Regions from separate parts of the Homo sapiens genome. Here region 1 is linked to region 2. A link is a contact called in ENCODE Hi-C or POLR2A ChIA-PET data. All regions are on one chromosome and are shown on one strand. The core of a region is the stretch at or near the end of the contact, and the rest is flanking DNA. Distances in the headings are between cores, read along the strand shown.

Region 1 (7,578 bases), core at 3,020-5,519, 40 kb before region 2:
AGTTTCATTAAGCTACACAAACACGCGTGAACCTAAAATTAGAAACACTGCAGTGCTCAATCTCTAAACCCAAACTAAATACACAAAATTACAAAACCAACAACGTTTAAATTATCAACATCAAATTAATCTGATGGAGACAGTTTTTAAAAACCAGACTGATGCTGAAGGCATAAATATGGTACTAAAGGCACCAAGTTAGGTTTTTTTTGTGTGTTTTTTTTTTTTTTTTTTTTTTGAGACAGGCTGGAGTACAGTGGCGCGATCTTGGCTCACCGCAACCTCCATCTCCAGGGTGCAAGTGATTCTCATGTCTCAGCCTCCTGCGTCGCCGGGATTACAGGCGTGCACCACCACACCCAGCTAATTTTTGTATTTTTAGTAGAGACAGGGTTTTGCCATGTTGACCAGAATTGTCTCGAATTCCTGGCCTCACGTCATCAGCCCGCTTCAGTCTCAAGTGATCAACTTGCCTCAGCTTCCCAAAGTGAGTTAGGTATTTTAAACTACCATAAACTTCACCATGGCTGCGTTCTGCCTCCATTTCCCTGCTGGGGTAGGGGAGTGCTTCTGCCCACGGTACAGCCTGGCACCTCCTGGCCATCCCATGGAGACATCGGGTCTCTTCTCAGCCAGACAGGCCCCACTGCCATGTCACACTCCACCTGCCGTGGCACTGCTGCCAGCTGGCTGTCTGGCTGTGCAATCCTCATTCAACATCCGGGTCCCATCAAATCCGCAAAGTGTCCGCAGCCACCCCGAGTCCTCTCAGACCTCCCGCCGAACATGGTGGGCCATGCGTGTGTGTTCATCTCCTTTACCCTCCCACCCCCGCCCAGGTGTCAGAAGAAAGCAGAAAAAGCATCTATGTGAGCAGCTTTAACAAACGTGGGGGCAGCAAGGGGCTGGCACAGAGATGCAGAAAGTCTTCACAGAGCTGCTTGGTCCCCAGGTCGCCCCCCATTCACCCTGCCAGGTGGGAGCACACAGTTTCTTGTTCCTCAGACACTGGCTACCGGCCGCCATCCCCAGGGGTGCCCTCCGAAATACTCCAGCCCTGGGGAAAGGGCCTCAATATTCAAACATTTGGGTTTTACAAGGACATGGCCAACCACAGTGAAGCTGCCAGCTGAAAAGCCCAGGCCCACAGAAACAGCAGCCTCGCTACACTCAGAAATAGAAACCAACAGCCACGACCTGCAGAGCCTCAAGAAGTCACCAAAACAAAGATGGGTGGGGCCAGGCGCAGTGGCTCATGCCTGTAATCCCAGCACTTTGGGAGGCCAAGGCGGGTGGATCACCTGAGGTCAGGAGTTCGAGACCAGCCTGGCCAACATGGCAAAGCCCCATCTCTACTAAAAATACAAAAATCAGCTAGGCATGGTGGTGTGTATCTATAATCACAGCTACTCGGGAGGCTGAGGCAGGAGAATCGCTTGAACCAGGGAGGTGGGGATTGCAGGAAGCTGAGATCACGCCACTGCACTCCAGCCTGGGCAACAAAGCAAGATTCCATCTCAGTAAAAAATAACAAAAAAACAAAAACAAGGATGGAATCTGAACAAAGAGAGACGGGAAAGCCCGAATCATGTTCTGGAGATCTGCTGACTACTACCAGCCGCTACAGTACCAGGGTTTGGCTGAATGCTTACTAGGAGCCAGGTGCTATCCTAACCACGCACAAGCCCTGTACTAACGTAGCCAGGCCTCTAAGAGCCCCAGGAAGCAGGGCTATCATCATCCCCGCCTGATGGAGGGGAGAGGAGAGGGATGCTGGACGTGGGACCCTGCGTGCTCAAGGTAGCAAGCCCCTGCGGGTGAGTGGGGCAGGACACCTGGGCTGGTCTCAGCCAGGACACCCAGTGGGGCCCCCAGGAGAGGAAGAATATGCTAAAGAAGGAAAGAGGAGGAGAAAGTGCCATGTGAAATCCAAAGGGCAACAGTAATCATCAAAACCTTCAGATCTCCTCCAAAGGGCAGAGTGGAAAGAAAGACATGGATGACAGGAAGGATAAGACAATCAGAGGATCAGTTTCGGTGGCCCACCTCCCAGCTGACGAGTTCTAGAAACACAACAGAGAAAGCAAGGCAGAAGCATCCAAGGCCCCGTTCCCAGGCTCAGAGGCCCCGCATGGCTGATGGCAGACCCAGGCCGCGCACATCTCAACACCAGGGATAAAAAGGAGATTCTAAAAATTTCCAGAGCAAATGAACAGGTCACATGCGGAGAGGAAGGGAGTCAGATGGCATCACACAGGTTGCAGGAAACATGGTGGATGAAACCTCAAACTACCCTCAAAATTCTGGGAGAAAACAATTTTCAACCTGAAATGCTAGACCTAGTCAAGTTTTCAATCAAATCTGAGGGAGCAGTAAAAATGTTTTCGAATATGCAAAGAGCCAAAACAAACAAATGCTTTCTCAGGAAACTGCTGCGAGAGGCAATTTGGCAAAATGAGAGAAAAAGCCAAGAGAAGGAAGATGGCAGATCTGACTTCCAAAAAATGGTGAGGAGAATCTCAGGACATGAGCCAGGCGGCCAGCAGGCCTCAGAGTGGCCGTTCAGGCCAGGGAGACTGGTCTGGGGACAAGAAGAGCTGAGAGCTGATCTGATGTGTTGGTATTTGATAGACCTGTTGAAGTGTTTGCTAAAAAAAAAAATGCACTAAAGACACAGATAACTAAGCATATGAGAAAATCAGGCAATCATTAGACCTAGGAAAGTGAAAACTTGTGTGAAAAAGAAAAGGCACAGTTCAGTAATACACAATATTTACCTGTTAACGGAATACTATGTAACAAAAACTTGCAATAGATCTCTTTCAACCTCTTTTTTTGTGGGGAGTGGGGATACACGTGGGCTGAAGGTGGTATCAGTAAAAGGCGGAATCATCGGTTGCCATACAGGAGGTTGGCACTGACGGTTCGAAACCACGGAATGAAAAGTGAGCAGTCCCAGCACAGGAGTTACAACCGGGGCGGCCTCAGGTGGCAAGAGAGGAGGGGCAGGTGACGAGGAATGAGGTCCCAGGTTTAAAGGACATTCGGGTGCTATGAGGAAGCAGACTAAGGAGCTGTGGATGGGGAAGGGGAAACGGAGTCAGTGGGATCTGTAAAACATGCCCTAGAAGTCAGGACCATGTGCCCCAGGGAGAGTCAGCTGCCGGTGGTGGCGGGGAGGGAGGCACGGAGCACAGCCGGGAGCTGCTGTGAGAATGGAGCGGGCAGGTGTGGCGGGCAGAGCACAGCCCCTCAGGCTGCACTGTTTCCACGAGGCATGAGGGAGGGTCACCTGCTAGGAGTGAAAGAGAGGACACGGGCGATGTGGAGAGCCTATGGCGGAAGTCCCCTCAGAAGAGAGAAGAGTGACGAGTCTTGAGAAATGCAGGCCTGCCTCCCAGTATCCACGCCCACTTCACACCTGAGGCCAGCAGCTTATCTTTTTAAGCTGCTCCTACATCTGAGTGGCTCTAAACCAAGCACTGCGTGGGTGGCCTCAAGACAACACAAAGCCCGTCTTCACACGGCTTACGCTTTAGTGAACGAAACACTAAGGGCAACACCAGACCACCCAGCACAGTTCCCACGATGGCATTTCCAGCCTGCCCATTCCCATGATAACATTTCCAGCCTGCCCAGTGGCTGGGAGGAGGCAGAGGCTCAGAGGATCAGGAGGGGGCGCCTGAGCAGGGCCACTCTGCGGGAAGCACAGGAGACAGAAATCCAAGGGGGTGCCTGAAACCAAGATTTCCGAGGTAGTACAGGGGGCAATGACAAGGCCGTCTGGGGTCATCAGCCTTCAGGAGATCCAGAAACTGCATCTGGAGAGAAACACAACGAAGGCAGACAAACAACTCCAGGCGTGAGTTCTGGGGTTGAGGACAGAGGCGCCTGTTGTATTATTATTCTACTTTTCTTTTATACGTACATCATTTCTAACTACTTCCTTTAACTGGTATGTCAAATATGAATGCATCAGATCAGCTCTCAGCTCTTCTTGTCCCGAGAGACAATGTCTCCTGACCCGTCTGACCCGTCTCCCCTGCCTGGACGGCCATTTGGAGGCCTGCTGGCTGCATGGCTCATATCCTGAGACTTTTCCTAACTTAATAGTTTTTGAAAACCCACTAGGTTTTTCAAAACAAAATAAAAATGTGACTATTTCACTTCTCTACTTCTCTGGATCTTCACTGCCGCCAGCCTCCGCCCACGGCACCCACCACCTCTGCTGGAGGGTTGCCGCAGCCTTCAAGGGGTTCCCCCATTTCCTCTCCTAAGCCTCAGAGCCCAATGTCCAGAAAGCAGCGGGAGGAAGCTCTTGAAAAGCATAAAGATAACATTACCAGCCTGAAAAAACCCTGTCAATACCCAAGTACCACAATCAGTCTATTACCAAAAAAGATACAGTACTTAAAACGCATCACCTAAAATTACTGAGTCATTGTCAAAACAAAAGGGATCCCTGACAGACATGATGTGAAAGTTTCCCGCAGGTCCTCTTCGGCTAGTTCTGGAGTGGGTCATTTAAACACACTTCCTGGCACATAACCACAGACCAGGTGCTGCTCGCGAGGCCACTGCCCCTTCCTGATGGTCTCCACCTGGCCACCAGGAACTGAGGTGGCCTAGCAGCCCAGGAGGTGGTTATAAGGAAAACTAGCGCCCTACCGGAGGCACTAGCAAATCGGACCCTAGGCTAGTAGGCAGATGAACTGGTGTCCACCCTCCCTAGCTGTCAGGGAAGGGTCAGTACAAGCCACCCTGCAATGTCACACTCACACACCAGCTGAAATGAGACTGACTTTTCCAGGTATCCACGGCAGCTCTCGTAGACAGCTCCTGGAGCAAACATGGGTACAGCAACTCTGAAAACCATCGGACAATATCCACTAAGGTGAAACATGCATATCCCGTGACCCAGAAACTCCACTCCAGACACACAGCCCCCAGAACTACATATGTGCATCACTGAACCACTTACGAGAATGTTCACAGCACGTTCACAAAAGAATCAACTCAAATGTCCGTCAAGAGTAGAAAAGATGCATAAACTGTGGCATATTCATACAACAGAACATCACACAGCAATGAAAACAAATGACCATCGCGTAACACCCCAGGTTAGTTACAGAAAGCCAAACACTGCAGAGGACTTAGGGTGCAATTCCACTTATACCACATTCAAGAACGGGGTGTCCGATGTGCGATGCCAGCTGGGGTAGGAGCTGCCCCGGAGGGAGGGAGGGCCTGGCGTCCTGGCAACGTGCTCCTAGTGGGGCTGGGTATTTACTGGGGGTCTTTGCTGGGCGACAGTCAGTACTGCATATCTGGGACCTGTGCCCTCTGCAGGTATTCCATTCTGCAGCAAACATCATCCCGCTGACTTCAGGCCCAAGCAGCTATCCGTCTTCACTCGGACTCTCACCGCCGCCAAGCTCTGGGCCTCCTGTACTCCAACCCGCGCACCCGTCCGACCCGCGCACCCGCCCTCTCTGAAGGCTCCATTCATCCTCTTAGTCTGAAACTTGCAATCCCTGACAGCAGCTTCTCCCAGGCCCTCTCCATGGGGGCTCTCTGTTGTCTCACACCCCACTCCCCGGGGGGAGAGTTTCTCCTTCCTTCATTTGATGCTCCCAGACCACGGCTCCTCCCTCCTCAAAATGACTGTCTCACACCTCTCCTCTCCCCTCAAACTTCCAGCACCCCAGCCACTCACCCCACTTCCCATTAATGAATCTGCTTATTTCATGAAAAACAGAAGAACCCAAAAGAGAACAGCCATAATCTCCCCGTCAAAGACACCCCCTGCAGTGGAAGAAGCCACTGCTTCCAGCAGAGACCACCTGGAGCGGGATGACCCAAGCTAGGCAGCTCTTTGGACTCGTGGTCACCACACCCTCTCCTCCCAGTCCTTCATGAACTCGCTGTAGCCAGCGCTCTGCTACCCTGACTCGGCAAGTTCACCCATTTCAACGCACCCCTACTCTGGCAACGAGTTCGTTTCCTACCATTACCCACCCAATCACTTCTCTCCTCTACACGCTGGGCAGAGGCAAGGTGCCGGGCAAGGCCATTTGTTTCCTGCTCTGCGGCACCTGGCAGAGCTGTGTGCATACTGCAGGGACTCAAACGATGACACACAACAGTCAAAAAACACATCCAGCCAGAGAGTTTTTGGAAATCACAACTCCTTCACATAAAACTTCTCTGAGAAGAATTTAGTACATATGCAGAAAGAGGAGTAGAGCTGCCCTCCAAGGAGGCAGAGTTTACCGAGGCTGCCAGGCGGTGAGCTCAGCAACAGGGCACTCTGGATACGACAAACTGACAGACAAGAAAAGTGGGAAATTGTCTACCTTTTTTAATGTTTTGTGGAGCCAGGGTCTCACTATGTTGTCCAGGCTGGTCACGAACTCCTGGGCTCAAGCGATCCTCCTGCCTCAGCCTCCCAGAGTACTGAATTACACGCGTGAGCCACTGCGCTCAGCTGGAAGTAAGAAATTTTCTACAAGCAGACACAGATGCACACGCACACACATATACACACGTTTCTGTGTCTTTTCAAAGAAGCTCACCCAAAGGCAAAAAGTCCATTCTGTTCAAAAACCAGACATAAACTAATAGAAGTGAATTATAAGCCTCTACCATATATTAAAAAAATGGAAAACTATTTATGTCCGAGACCCAGTAAGACTCTAGAGACACTATAATCTAAAAGCATCCAAAATTGAGTTTATCCGAATTACTGATAGAGGCAGGAGACAGCCAAATGCAATACACAGGCAAACAGGGAAAGGTCCCAAGGGAATCTCTGCCCCGCCCAGGTCATTGTGCATGGGGTGGGGGAAGTCGCCTAAACATGCCCACATTGAAAAATCCCGTCCCTTAACACATGCCCAGTAAGGGAAATAAATCAACATGGAGTGGCTCAGACTAAGGGCCTGTGTGTGCGCTGAAAAACGGGGCGGAGCCACTAGGAATATGCACCTTATGCTGGGGAGGGGCCTGGCTTCTTCAACCTCTGCGTGGTGGCCTCGTATTCAATTTGTGAGGGGGAAACCTGCTTGGAGAATCCCTATCTTTGCTGAGAGCTTTCCTTTTGCTTAATAAATTCTGCCTCCTCACCCTTCAATGTATCCGCATGCCTAATTTTTCCTGGTTGCAAGACAAGAAGCTGAATTTAGCTGAACTAAGGAGCAAAAAAAATCTTGCATCATTATGACTAGACTGGATAAAATGTGACAAAATAGAAAATTCTGCATACTACTTTCTAGTCACTTAAGCACTAAAAAAAAGTTTGTGGCAAATTATTCTAAAATACAGAAGTCAGAAAGAACTAAAAATTTCTCTGCTACAGGAACAAACAATATTTTTGAAATATGAGAAGTATACCATATCCTAGGAATGCAAGGTTGGTTTAACATACAAAAACAAATCAATGTAATACACCATACTAATAACATTAAAGGACAAAGACCACATGGTCATCTCAATAAATGCAGATAAAGCATTTAACAAATCCAACACCTTTTCATGATAAAAACACTCAACCAACTAAGAATAAAATGCAACTTCCTC
Region 2 (6,652 bases), core at 897-3,396:
TGTCTGTGTGTGTGTGTCTGTGTGTGTCTGTCTCTGTTTGTGTGTCTCTGTGTATATCTCTGTCTGTGTCTATCTCTGTGTGTGTCTGTCTCTGTGTGTATCTGTCTCTGTGTGTCTGTGTCTGTGTGTGTGTCTGTCTCTGTATCTCTGTCTGTGTCTCTGTCGCTACGTGTGTCTGTCTCTGTGTGTCTCTGTGTATGTGTGTGAGTGTGTAGGCCCTGAAGAGGTCTTGTGGTCACCATGAGGGGCCCCCACCTGAGGGTGAAGAAGGGTGTTGGCAGAGGGCTGGGAGGGTAGATGTGGGTCTGAGAGACGCCAGTGTGGACGCCTGCTAACGGAGAGCCAGAGCCCTCCCCTGTGAGAGACCAACAGAGAGAAAGAGGGACGGGGACCCCAAACCAGTGTGTTTATACAGATTTGACAGAGCTCGGGCCTAATATGAACCCTGAACCCAGTTGTAGAATGGTGCCATGCTTGTTGCCTGATGTTTGCAGACTGAGAAAGACAAACCCCCTGGGTGTGTGTCTCACCAGCACACTAGCTTTGTTCAGTGGGGAGGCCACTTCAGCACCTGCTCCCTAAGGCCTCCCCCAGTGTCCTGGGCCCGGCAGTGAGCGCGGGAGTGATGCAGGGGCACAATGACCCCATGGACGGCTGCAGAAAGAATGGGAAAGACCTGCGTTTCACCCACCTCCATGCGTATGTGAGCCTTGAGGTACAATCATCCCACCGTCAGAGATTTACTCATGTGGCCTCAAACAAAGGAGAAGGCAGTGATGGCTTCTGAGCAGATGGTGCTTTTCCCAAGACGGAGTTGACAGGATCTTAGAGCATGTCTGGGATTTTAGTTACTCCAGGCAAGGGAACCCGCACGTGGATCTCAGAATTGTGAATATACTAGTGTAAATCTAGGGTAAAGGTTGTTGACATTTTTTAAACCAAGATGATACCCTAATTGTTTTTTAATTTTTCAAATAATTATTTTTATTTTGTTTTAGAGAAGGAGTCTTGCTCTGTCACCCTGGCTGAAGTGCAGTGGGATGATCATAGCTTACTGCAGCTTTGAACTCCTGGCCTCAAGTTATCATCCTCCCTCAGCCTCCCAAATAGCTCGGACTACAGGTGTACGCCACCATGTCCGGCTCCTAATTGCTTTTTAAAATTAATGGACTTTATTTTCTAGAGAAGCTTTAGGTTTACAGAAATTGAGCAGATGGTACAGAGAGTTTCCATATACCCCCTTCCTCCACACACAGATACAAATTCTGCTATTAGTCATGTTTTGTACTAGTGTAACTAGTAATTATTGACATTAACTACAATTGATGAACTGCTATTATTGATATCTTGTTATTAACTAAAGTTCATAGTGCACATAAGCGGCCACTCTTTGTGTTGTATAGTTTCATGAGTTTTCACAAATGCATCATGTCATGTATTCACCATTATAGTATCATATAAAACCGTTTCATGGCTGAGCATGGTGGTTCACACCTGTAATCCCAGCACTTTGGGAGGCTGAGGCAGGAGGATTGCTTGATCCCAGGAGTTTGAGACCAGCCTGGGCAGCATAAGAAAGGAAAACTTAGCTAGGCATGGTGGTATGCACCTGTAGTCTTAGCTACCCAGGAGGCTGAGGCGGGAGGATTGCTTGAGCCTCTTAGCTACCCAGGAGGCTGAGGTGGGAGGATTGCTTGAGCCTCTTAGCTACCCAGGAGGCTGAGGTGGGAGGATTGCTTGAGCCTGGGAGGTCAAAGCTGCAGTGAGCCATGACTGCATTACTGTGCTCCAGCCTGGATGACAGAATGAAACCCTGTCTCAAAAAAAAAAAATCATTTTACTGTCCTAAAAATAGCCTGTGCTCCACCCATTCGTCCCTCCCTGCCCCCAACAACCCCTGGCAACCATTGCTCTTTGTATTGTCTTTATAGTTTTGCCTGGAATGTCATGTAGTTGGCTTCATATAGCCTGTGGCCATTCCAGATTGGCTTCTTTTAATTAGTAATAGACGTTGAAGACTCCTCCAGGTCTTTTCACAGCTTGATGACTCATTGTTTCTATTGTTGAATAGTATCCCACTGTATGACGCACCACGGTTTTTTGATCCATTCACCTTTTGGAGGACACCTTCGTAATTTCGACTTTTGGCAATTGTAAGTGAAGTTGCTATAAACATTCATTTCAGGTTTTTGCATGGACATGTTTCCAACTCATCTGGAATAATTCCTAGGGGTGTGGGTGCTGGATCCTATGGTAAGAGTGTGTTTAGCATTGTAAGAAACTGACAAACTGTCTTTCAAATTGGCTGCACTATTTTACATCCCCACCAGCAATTAATGAGAGTTCCTGTTGCTCTTCATCCTTACTAACATTTGATATTGTCAAATTTAAAGTTTAGCCATTCTAATAGGCATGCAGTGGTATCTCATTGTTGTTTTATTTTATTTTATTTTTTTGAGACAGAGTATTGCTCTGTTTCCCAGGTTGGAGTGCAGTGGCATGATCTTGGCCCACTGCAACCTCCACCTCCGGGGTTCAAGTGATTCTCCTGCCTCAGCCTCCCAAGTAGCTGGGATTACAGGTGGGAGGCCACCACGCACAGCTAATTTTTGTATTTTTAGTGGAGATGGAGTTACACCATGTTGGCCAGGCTGATCTCGAACTCCTGGCCTCAAGTGATCCACCCGCCTTGGCTTCCCAAAGTGCTGGGATTACAGGTGTGAGCCACAGCACCCGGCCTGTTGTTTTGATTTTCAATTACTTAATTATGTATGATGCTGAGTATCTTTTCATATGTTTATTTGCCATGTGTATATCTTCATTTGTGAGGTTCAGATCTGTTGCCCATTTCAAAATTGGGTTGTTTGTGTTCTTACGGTTACATTTTAAGAGTTCTTTGTATATTTTGGATACAATCTTTTATAAGGTATGTGTTTTGCCAGTTCTTTTCCAGTATGTGGCTTATCTTTTCATTCTCTTAACAATGTCTTTCATGGAGCAGAAATATTTAATTTTAATGAAGTCCAACTTATCATATTTTTCTTTTATGGCTTATGCCTTTGGTGTTGTATCTAAAAACTCGTCTCCAAATCAAAAGTCACTAAAATATTCTTCTATGTAATCTTGGGGGAGTTTTATTGTTTTGCATTTCACATACAGGTCTATGATCTATTTTACACTTATTATAGCTGAAAGGCCAAGAAGCAGTCAGGTCTATGATCCATTTTATTTATTTATTTATTTTTGAGACAGAGTCTGGCCCTGTTGCCCAGGCTGGAGAGCAGTGGCATGATCTTGGCTCACTGCAACCTCTGCCACCCAGGCTCAAGCGATTCATGTGTCTCAGCCTCCCGAATAGCTGGGATTACAGGTGTGTGCCACCACACCCGGCTAATTTTTGTCTTGTTAGTAGAGATGGGTCTCACCATGTTGCCCAGGCTGGGCTTAAACTCCTGCCCTCAAGAGATCTGCCCACCTCGGCCTTCCAAAGTACTGGGATTACAGGCGTGAGCCATGACGCCCAGCCTAAGAGGTTTTGTTTTTGTTTTTTTTTTTGTTTTAGAAATAATTCACAGGTGGGGATAACTTCATTTCAAAAATAAAAATATCAGCTTTATGATATTCCAAAACATGGTTTTGTTCTCTAGATTATACAAATCAGGCAGCTCTAAGGCAGTTCTGAGCCTAAATATCAGCAGAAGGCACAGAACGGAAGGCATAGACTCTGTTCGAAGTGTCTGGTAATTTCCCTTCACTGGGAGCCTATTTGAATTCAAATTATGCACAATAAGTGTCAAGTCTTCCCCCATTTATCTGAGTAACTTAAAAATCCTGTGCAGTGAAACAAGATCTCTGTACATCAAAGTCCCCTTAACCATGTGAATCTTCTCACGTTCTCATGGGAGGAAGTGCCAAGTTGACTGATAAGATGACTTTCTGCTTGCTCCAGAAAGAAAGGCTCCTCCACTCCCAGAAGACGCAGCGTGGGCCTTTGTCTCTTCCCTTCTCCCGCCACCGGCTCGGATCCGCCTTCTCCCTGGGAAACCATCATGGCACTCAGCACTTTGCTGTCTGCCGAGTGGGTCACCTCCTGAGACGTGCCACTGACAGGGCAGTACACCATTAAGAGGGGTGACTCATTCTCAGGGGTCCGGTACTGAGTCTTCTGTCAATACATTCAAACAAAAGGCGTTATAAAACCAACTGAAAACAAGAAATTCTAGAATGTGCCCTTTCCAACTTGACCCACGCATGCTGGTTCAGGGAGCACTTCAAGTCCTCTGAGCTCTAAAAATAAGCCTCAGTGAGTGTCCATGAGCCTGGGGGTGTAAGACCAAGACCCTGGCTCCTTGGGATCACGGTGGATGGGAGTATAACTGGAGATGCATTGGCCCCAGGCGGCCCACCAGAAGCAGGGTGGACAGATAGCTGGGTGGAGCTGGGGCAGGGCCACCACCCTCCTGGCCAGGCTGGGGCTGGGCACTGGGAATCTAAGTCATGGTATTCCCAGCCCAGCTTTAATTCGAGGACCCCGCGTGCATTTCCAGCCTCTCCGGGTTTGTTTGCTCATCCTTGATAAGTCACAGTTCTTGCTCTGCTGACCTACCTGCCATAAAGAGTTATGAGGCCAAAAGAAAATAAATGAAAGCTCTCTGAACACTGGTGACGTGCTTCCTACCTGTGAAATGCTCTTACTGTGAATCTTTGCAGAGCTGGGAAATCATTTTCTGGGCCCAGCTCTTACTGTCGAAGTACAAACAACCTGAGAAACACTGCAGACCCGCAATCCTGCCAGCTGAGCCCAGGCCTGCAGATACACACCCTGCAGAGCGCAACCCTCCGGCCCTGGGCGCCTCCCAGCCAGGGCGCGGCTGCCCTCTGCTGCCTCCTGCTGGCCGAGTGTGAGCAGCCCCTCAGCGCAGACTTTCCTTCCAGTCTGGCAGGTTTAGCCCCAGCGGGAGGCGGCATCACCCCAGTTCCTACAAACGACCTCGGGAATGGAAAGCGCACCCGGGCCGAGGCCCGCGCTCCTGCCCGTGCTGACCATGTGGACACCCAGGGACTTGGGGCAGGGCGCGGAGGCTGCCTGGATGTGTGGCGCAGGCGCCTGCGTGGAAACACCAAGTCCAGAAACCCTGGCTCTGGCGTGGGCCGCAGCAGGTGTCTGTGTCCCCCCCAGCAGGTGTCCGTCCCTCCCCAGCAGGTGTCTGTCCCTCCTCAGCAGGTGTCTGTCCCTCCCCAGCAGGTGTCTGTGTCCCCCCAGCAGGTGTCCGTCCCTCCCCAGCAGGTGTCCGTCCCTCCCCAGCAGGTGTCCATCCCTCCCCAGCAGGTGTCTGTCCCTCCCCAGCAGGTGTCTGTCCCTCCCCAGCAGGTGTCTGTGTTCCCCCAGCAGGTGTCCGTCCCTCCCCAGCAGGTGTCTGTCCCTCTCCAGCAGGTGTCTGTCCCTCCCCAGCAGGTGTCTGTGTCCCCCCAGCAGGTGTCCGTCCCTCCCCAGCAGGTGTCTGTCCCTCCCCAGCAGGTGTCTGTCCCTCTCCAGCAGGTGTCTGTGTCCCCCCCAGCAGGTGTCCGTCCCTCCCTAGCAGGTGTCTGTCCCTCCCCAGCAGGTGTCTGTCCCTCTCCAGCAGGTGTCTGTCCCTCCCCAGCAGGTATCTGTGTCCCCCCAGCAGGTGTCCGTCCCTCCCCAGCAGGTGTCTGTCCCTCCCCAGCAGGTGTCTGTCCCTCTCCAGCAGGTGTCCGTGTCCCCCCAGCAGGTGTCCGTCCCTCCCCAGCAGGTGTCCGTCCCTCCCCAGCAGGTGTCCGTCCCTCTCCAGCAGGTGTCCGTCCCTCCCCAGGAGGTGTCCGTCCCTCTCCAGCAGGTGTCCGTCCCTCCCCAGCAGGTGTCTGTCCCTCCCCAGCAGGTGTCCGTGTCCCCCCAGCAGGTGTCCGTCCCTCCCCAGCAGGTGTCCGTCCCTCCCCAGCAGGTGTCTGTCCCTCTCCAGCAGGTGTCTGTCCCTCCCCAGCAGGTGTCTGTGTCCCCCCCAGCAGGTGTCCGTCCCTCCCCAGCAGGTGTCTGTCCCTCCCCAGCAGGTGTCTGTCCCTCTCCAGCAGGTGTCTGTGTCCCCCCCCCAGCAGGTGTCCGTCCCTCCCCAGCAGGTGTCTGTGTCCCCCCAGCAGGTGTCTGTCCCTCCCCAGCAGGTGTCTGTGCCCCCCCAGCAGGTGTCTGTCCCTCCCCAGCAGGTGTCTGTCCCTCCCCAGCAGGTGTCTGTGCCCCCCCAGCAGGTGTCTGTGCCTCCCTCCCAAGGCAGGTGTCTGTCCCTCTCCAGCAGGTGTCTGTGCCCCCCCAGCAGGTGTCTGTCCCTCCCCAGCAGGTGTCTGTGCCCCCCCAGCAGGTGTCTGTGACTCCCTCCCAAGGCAGGTGTCTGTGACCCCAGAGCAAGTGGCCAGTGCCTTTCCTGGCAGGCCTCACCAGGAATTCTTCTGTCCCTTTGAGCTTCTCCGTAGGAAGCCAGTGGCACTGCCTGACCTCTTTTCTGCCAGTACCACTGTTTCCTAAGGTGAGTGCCCTGGGGTGAGTTTTTCTGGGGTGAGATCTCCTAGCGTAGGTGCCTCTGGGGTGAGCATTCCTGGGATGAGTTCTCCTTGGGTCAACGCTTCTGAGGTGAATGCTCCTGGG

The links. Hi-C counts contacts between places; a loop is a spot of excess contacts on that map. ChIA-PET counts read pairs that join two places held with the same protein, here RNA polymerase II (POLR2A). Pooled maps may share reads with other maps.
Region 1: a map of K562 shows a loop between it and region 2 (3-fold over the local background). The contact joins two enhancer-like sites. A Hi-C loop is called at or near these places in 4 of 168 maps with a recorded cell type or tissue (CD8-positive, alpha-beta T cell, K562 and adrenal gland) and 9 of 50 pooled maps. POLR2A ChIA-PET finds 5 or more read pairs at or near these places in 5 of 52 experiments (K562, MCF 10A, Panc1 and 2 more).

What each region holds. Positions count from the first base shown.
Region 1 is chr10:131,925,307-131,932,884 of GRCh38, reverse strand. All of the region lies in intron 2 of PPP2R2D (protein phosphatase 2 regulatory subunit Bdelta), which reads right to left. Among named protein-coding and RNA genes, the nearest start is that of PPP2R2D, 28 kb to the right of the region's middle. Within about 2 kb of position 4,269, at least 6 of the 41 ENCODE cell types and tissues checked have a DNase peak (open chromatin) inside an H3K27ac peak, as active enhancers do.
Region 2 is chr10:131,883,770-131,890,421 of GRCh38, reverse strand. No RefSeq gene overlaps it. Among named protein-coding and RNA genes, the nearest start is that of PPP2R2D, 14 kb to the left of the region's middle. Within about 2 kb of position 2,146, at least 2 of the 41 ENCODE cell types and tissues checked have a DNase peak (open chromatin) inside an H3K27ac peak, as active enhancers do.